Linked DNA regions of Homo sapiens: region 1 is linked to region 2. Evidence: chromatin contacts called from ENCODE Hi-C or POLR2A ChIA-PET data. All regions are on one chromosome and are shown on one strand. The core of a region is the stretch at or near the end of the contact, and the rest is flanking DNA. Distances in the headings are between cores, read along the strand shown. Region 1 holds the start of SOCS6 (suppressor of cytokine signaling 6). Region 2 holds the start of CD226 (CD226 molecule).

Region 1 (3,507 bases), core at 185-2,684, 340 kb after region 2:
ACTGTTTGTTGTGTTTCCCACTAACTTCTCTGACAATTCTATTTCAACCTACATTCTCCAATCACTGTAATTAGATATTTGAGAATTGTGTTGCATTTCAATCACGGTAACAATAATGGTAGTATTTTATTAATAAATTCAAGTAAAAACTGAAGATGACAATGATAGTGTATGATACATGACATCAACTTTGCATCACCTAAAGATCCAACTTTTCTGTTATGAATCTAGATTTCTTGGGGAAATCCAGATTGTATATTGGACATAGGAATTAAGATTACTGGACTTGAACTTTTTTGTAACTAACAACTTTATTGAGATATAATTCGGGTACCAACTCATACCTGAACAGCTTTTTAGACTTTTTTTCTAGCCCTTTTTTCTCTGTCCTTTCGGTTTTCTTTTAAAAAGGTCCATACTATTCAAGAAACACAACTTTTAAAGTCCACAATAATTCTCATTAGATTTTAATATTTATCTCCCCCCAAGCTTTACTGAAATACTAATGATATTCATTTTTTTAACCACTTTTCATCGTAAGAGAAATACAAATTTTCCTATTGATTCTTATGCACAAAAATCAAGTTTTTGTGGTACTGCTATACATTAGTAGTATGTTCAGCCAGTTTCCAAAGAAATTAGTCAAGATCCCAACATGCAACTTGTATACCACACTACCTTGGAATTCGGCGGCACAAACAACTATTCCTTGTACAAAACCTCCCTGAAAACGACTAAATGGAAAAGTGGATGGCTTGAAACAAGGAATGTTTGGTTTTTTAAAAAGCATTTTTCACAATTTAGTCGAGGTGTGGGGAGGGTTTCCCCACTTGTGGCTCTGCACAGCGTGCGCGCGCGTCTGTCCTGGGGTCCCCTCCCTGCGGGGACGAGGCCGGGGTCCCCGCGCGAGCCCAGCGGACCTGGGCAGTGCGGGGGTCCGACCGCCCGCCACAGGGGGACAGGGACCGCAGCCGCCAAATCCGCGGGGCCGGGGAACGAGGAGACTTTCCTTTCCGCGTTAGCCGGGGCCACCCCCGCCAGAGGGAAAGCACCAAAGGAAAAACCAGGACAGGGACTCTGGGGGCCGGAGGAGCGGCCTCCTGCAGGCACCAGCGGAGGGGCGCGGGGGTGGGGGAAGGGATCAGGGCTCCGCGCTCCGTCCGCCCCACGACCCCGGCCCGGCGCCCCTCCCCTCGGAACCCCCACTTAGTGCCCGGCCCCCGCCCCGCCCCGCGCGGCCCCCGGCCTCAGCCCCGCGCGCCCCGACGCCCCGCCTGCGCCGCGGGCCCGAGTAGTGGACGGGGGGCGGCCCGCTCGGCTCCTCCGCACCCGCTCCCCGCTCGGGCCGAGGCGCCGCGGCCGCGCGCCCCTCCTGGAGGAGGAGGAGGAAGGAGGCGGGAGGAGGAGTTGCCGAGAGGAGAAGGCGAGCGCGGCAGTCGCGCCGGCGCTGGGCGAGGAAGCGGAGCCGGGCCGCCTCCGGGTAAGCGTCCGGGGAGCTCGGGCGGGAGGCAGGGGCAGGGCTTCGCCGTCCGCCTCCGGGTCGCCCGCGGTCCGGGACACGGCTGGTTTTCGCCTCGGAGTGCAGGGGGCGGATCCGGCGCGGGCCGGGCCAGGGAGGCCGCCGGGCGCGGGGCTGCAGCGACGGGTCTGGGTCAGCGCGAGGCCCTGCGCCGTCTCGGCGGGTGCGCGGGCGGGGGCCAGGGCCGGGGAACGGGGGCCGGGGCCAGTCCCGGGAGCGGGGACGCGGAAACCGGGAAGCCGGGGCCGGGGCGCGGCGGCCCCTGAAGGGCCGAGGCCTGCGCGGCCGCGGACGGCTCTTCTCGACCCCTCGGCCTCTTCGGCCGCGGCGCGCCGGCCTGGGCCGCCGCCTTTGTTGCCCGCAGCTCGCCGGGGAGAGGCCGGGGCTCCGCGAGGCCTGGGCAGCGGCGCGGGGCCTGCGCGGCTCTGCGCCCCGGCCGGGTCCCTCCTCGGACCTCCGCGGGCTCGGGCTCGGGCTCGGGGTCGGGGCGCGGCGAGGCCGCAGGCGCGAGGGCGGGCCTGGGGCGCGGCGCTGGGACTCGGGGACGCCCCCGCCCCACCGCGAGGTCGCGCCGGCGCTGGTGGAGGTGCAGGCCGGGGCTGCTCTGCGGCTGAAGGTGCCGCCGGCCGGCTGCGCACTCACCCGGGTGTAGGGACCGGACGATTGTGGAATTTAAACCGCTCCTGGGACCGACACGGGCCTGAATTTTCAGTTTGCTTCGGGAGTTGGCAACTTCAGGTACACCCTTGTGGCTCACGGAGCAGAATTATGGACGTTTCTCAGGGGCAGATCCTGGCACAAAACTTGGGATATGTGCAGTAGTGTGTGTGCCAACTTAACGTTCAGTTGGAATGTGAAATTGGGGTTCCCATCCCCACTGTTTGGAATGAAGGGCCAGGTGGGAATATGTGGCGGGACTCAGTCTTCCGGTAGCAAAATAAATAATGTTGAATTCATTTCAACAAATGTTTCTGCAACGTCTGCCCGGATAAGGCAGCATGCACTGTGCATGAGGACAGAGAACACAGTAATGACAGAAATAACGTGAATTACACACTGAACGTCTCCCAGAGACATTTTAAATTTACTGTGTTCCTTGGGATAAAGATACATTTGGAATCAAACAAAAGTAAACGTTCTACTTCAAGATAAAATATCTGACATCTTCTCAACCACTGAAGGTAGCAATTTATCTTGACTTGTTTTTAACCAACTACCACAACATTAAATCCATTTAGCTTACTTGAATGAACGAATCTTAATTGTAATATTTAATGCTGTGGACAGCCTTACTTAAAAACACGAATGGCATTGCTCACCAGGTTTCACAAAAACCGGAAAAAAAGTCTGTAATACTTTTCCGTGGGCTTTCTAATTTCTCCTCCTAGTGGGTTTTGTGCACGCGTGGATATGGTAAGGTCTAGGATCCATTCAGCTCTAAATTAAATATGTGGCCTTAACCCTTTGGTTCAAACACCCTCCCTAAGCCTGCCTTGGTGCCTTGGAGGAACCTGGTTCGTGGACAGTGGATTTGATAAGGATTCCTAGAAGAACTTCTATCTGGAGTTTGGCCAGGGCTTTCCGCTTGTGCCTGGGTAAGGGTCAGCCAGGTATTCACCCGAATCTATACTTTTTTAGAACTCCATTCAGCATCTCTTTTGAAACACTGTTTCTCTCTTACCTTTATCGTTATCTTCTAAATTACCCTCTAAATTGGTAGTCTTGCCCCTTTCTCTTCAGCAGGGCCTCCCACCCAAGCGCACACCCTCGGGTCATCCCATGACCCCCTCTCTTGGTGGGCCCCCCACCCCGCAGGGAGTGGCAGGGAAGGAATTTGAGAGCCATTGACTGGGCGTAGGGTGGAAAATGGTGCTGTACTGACTGGGTTTCTAGTCATTTTGCCTTCCAGTGTTTTTCTTCATTCTTGCATTAGAACTGGAAAAGGTGTTCTTTTAATGGCCCCCCTTTTTTTAGGAAACAGAAAGCAA
Region 2 (3,562 bases), core at 791-3,290:
CAAGGTGGAAGGCAAGGAGAAGTCACGTCTTACATGGATGGCAGCAGGCAAACAGAGAGAGCTAGTGCAGGGGAACTCCTCTTTTTTAAACCATCAGATCTCATGAGACTTATGCACTATCATGAGGACAGCATGGGAAAGACTTGCCCGCACGATTCAATTACCTCCCACCAGGTCCCTCCCACAACACATGGGAATTCAAACCATATCACGTGGCGGTGCACACCTGTAGTCCCAGCTACTTGCGGGGCTGAGGTAGGAGAATCGCTTGAGCCCAGGAGCTGGAGGTTGCAGTGAGCCAAGATCATGCTACTGTACTCCAGCCTGGTGACAGAGCAAGACTCCATCAAAAAAAAAAAAAAAAAAAAAAAAAAAAGAAGGAAGAAGAAAGAAAGACAGGAAAGAAAGGAAAGAAAAGAAAGAAAGAGAGAGAGAGAAAGAAAGAAAGAGAAAAAGAAAGAAAGAAAACAAACTTAGATTTGGTACTGTAGGAAGAACCTTGAACACACAGGGGTTGATGTGGGTGCTGGAGTGTCCAGCAGAAGGGAATGGTGCTATGTCACTGTGATAAAACCCTGAAAGGATCCTGAACCCATGTGTTGCCAACATCAGTTTAATCAAGGCTCAGGTTATCATTAAGACAACAAAAAACCTGTGCTTTCTTCTACTACATTCAAATTTGAAAGGCACTTCTACTCGGACACAACAGCACAGTCAGAAAAATGAAACAGACTCCCAAGATTGCTCCTTCAAAGCAGTAACATCAAAGCATCTAGAAATGGAATTGGAGAATGCCACAGAAATACGAGAAGACATTCTATAGCTTCTACTTGGGCTTTATAGAAATAAATGTTGTAAGTGGATAAAAAGGGATTTAAAAAAAAAAAAAACTTGCCCTTACCTGACTGAACCACCTGTATCACCTTCTGCCAAGTTCCCTGTGGGTAAGTGTAAAGAGAGCAGGAATAGTAGCCAACATCATCTTCAGAGGCATTCCGAAAGAAAAGAGTCATGTTATTGGAAGCCATCGTTGAATTCAAAAAGTAAACCCTCTCAGCATAGGGCTTCCTTATGACCATGCCATGAGTAGGGCTGAAAATGGCTATGGAATCCTGCTGGGTCCCGATCTTGAACCACTCCACCTGTGTTAAGATGCCCATTGATGGATACACACATTCTAGAGACATGTTCTCGGCAAAGGGAACTGATGTATGCCAAAGCACCTCTTCACATAGAGCTGAAATATACAACATCACATTAATTGTTAGCCTTGATGATGGAAACACCAAATCAATATCTTAAGCTTTTGAAGACCTAGTGCATTGAGATCACAGTAAAGGCTGACAGTTTCTGCCTTTGTCTAAAAAGGCGTCCTGCTGATAATTGGAAAATGTAACTTTTAGTTTTTCTGAACAAGTGAGAAATTATCCTAGCCAACTAAAGAGCACTGTAAATTCTGAATATGCCACACTGTACAAACAAAAACAGGAGCAAAACTTTTAAATGAAAATATAAAGATCATCTTTACCTCTGTATACATGAAGAAGAGCCAAAAGTAAAGTAGGATAATCCATCTCTGGAAACTGTTTGAAAGGCTGGTTCTATTAAAAAAAAAAATTGCTTTTTATAATGTGACATGCAGATCCCCAGCACAATGCAGTTTCCTTCCTCTCAGATGTTATCAGTCGTGTCTTCTTTTTCTGAAGTATGAACACAGGAAAAAGGCCTTAGCTTAAAAGACAGGTTTGCTCCTTTATGAGGATGGGCAGATTTGAGTTTCTTCTCTCTCGGGGAACCAGTCGGCTTATTTTCGGGCTTTCATTTTCTACAAGGAGTCATTCATTCAACAAACATGTGCTGCATGCATTCTCTGTGCCTAACTCAGCTGTAGGCAATGAGGATACAATAATACAAAAAAAAAAAAATATTGCCATGATAGAACTTACATTCTATGTGGAGGAGGCAGAAACTAAAATAAAGATGTAAAAATATAAATAATAAGTGAAAGGTGGTGCATGCATGGAGCAGAGAAGTCCTCACTGAGAGCATAAGATGAGGCAGAGGCTGAAGTGGGCGGAGGGAGCCTACGCCCAGCGCTGACAGCCCATCCTGTGGCCTTCCTTTCACCTCTTCCTCCTTGCTGATCTCAGACATTTGCTTTGATGAGGACCAAAAAACAGATCAAAAGCCCATCAGATACAAAAGTATGCTGGCCCAGGGCATATGCAGATCTACCATTATGAGAGATTTAACTTCTGATTTTGAAATAATTATAGAGTCACAGTAAGTCACAAAGAGAGTACAGACAGGTCCCTGTCCCCAGGTTCTGTCAGGGGTCATATCTTACATAATTATAGTACAATATCAAAACAGGATTCATTTTTCAGGTTCATCATTGCTCTCTTCTTTCTCTTATAAAATACAAGTTCCAATTCTTAAGAACTTGTTAGGTACAAGTTCCAATTCTTAAGAACTTGTTAGGAACATATCAGCATGTTAGTATAAAAAGTATACCCCTACAAAAAGAGGAATTGTATAAATGCATTTGACCCTGGTAAGACTGTCAAAATAGAAGATGAGTAAAAATTGGGAAAAGTAGGAGCAGAAACCACTGAAGACAATTTTATCTAATGCCGACCCTGAACTTTGTTTGTGACTCAGTCTCAAAGTGTATCAGCAAGTGTCGACTACTCAGCATGAATATCTAATGTGGGAACTTTCTCAGGGAACATAAAATCAACAATGCAATGATAATCAGAACAAAATTGTAATGTGTACATATAATCAAGCATGGTGTCACCTTGTGTTTATATGGCATTATATTTTCTAAAAGTTTTCACATCTATGATATTATTTGTGCCTCTAGTTGTTTTGTGATGTAGTCAAAAGAGGCATCTGTTATCTCTGTTTTGTAAATAAGTCAACCCAACAATTCCTCCAAATTGTACTGAGTTATGCTGGGTCCTCTGCTTAGTCCCTTGGAAATACAATCATAAAGAGGACACATCTCTGCTCTCAGGTTATGCATAATATAGTGGGTCATATTAATTTTAAAAGCAATTTATTGTAGCAAAACATGATCATCTCTATACAAGTCATTTGCTAAGTTTTATGAAAGCCAGAGAGAACAAATCATTCTAATAGATTGTGGAAAAGGTTTTATAGAAAAAGTGGGGGGAAAACAGAGGCGTGACAATGCGGGTGTTTCAGGAAATGGTGTGACTACAGTCTAGTGGGTGGGGAAGTGACCGAAAATGAGACTGAGTCTGGACTGAAAAGTGACCTGAGTGACACACATAAAGGAACTGAAACGTAGCAATCAGAAACCGCGGCGTCATGCTAACTTCTGTAACTCCAGCACCCAGCACAATTCCTCAGGCAAAGCAGGCTCTCAGTAACGCCTGTGACGTTAACACATTCCTGAGAGGAACATGGAGCCGCCGAGGAGCTGATGGAGAAAGCGGTGCACACAACTTCGCGTTTTGGAAAGATAATCTTGGTCACTGTACAGAACAAACTGGAGTGGCAAGGACATGGAAGACCTCCATCAGAATTGGAAAAA

What was found. Hi-C counts contacts between places; a loop is a spot of excess contacts on that map. ChIA-PET counts read pairs that join two places held with the same protein, here RNA polymerase II (POLR2A). Pooled maps may share reads with other maps.
Region 1: a pooled map shows a loop between it and region 2 (3-fold over the local background). The contact joins the promoter of SOCS6 here to the promoter of CD226 in region 2. A Hi-C loop is called at or near these places in 1 of 37 single-sample maps with no recorded cell type and 6 of 50 pooled maps. POLR2A ChIA-PET finds 5 or more read pairs at or near these places in 1 of 52 experiments (Caco-2).

Annotation. Positions count from the first base shown.
Region 1 is chr18:70,287,611-70,291,117 of GRCh38, forward strand. SOCS6 (suppressor of cytokine signaling 6) reads left to right here and starts at 1,435. Exons shown (of 2, transcript NM_004232.4): 1 at 1,435-1,480. RefSeq lists a silencer at 1,271-2,170.
Region 2 is chr18:69,945,833-69,949,394 of GRCh38, forward strand. CD226 (CD226 molecule) reads right to left here and starts at 2,041. Exons shown (of 6, transcript NM_001303618.2): 1 at 1,529-2,041; 2 at 902-1,237. The coding sequence starts at 1,574. RefSeq lists an enhancer at 311-360.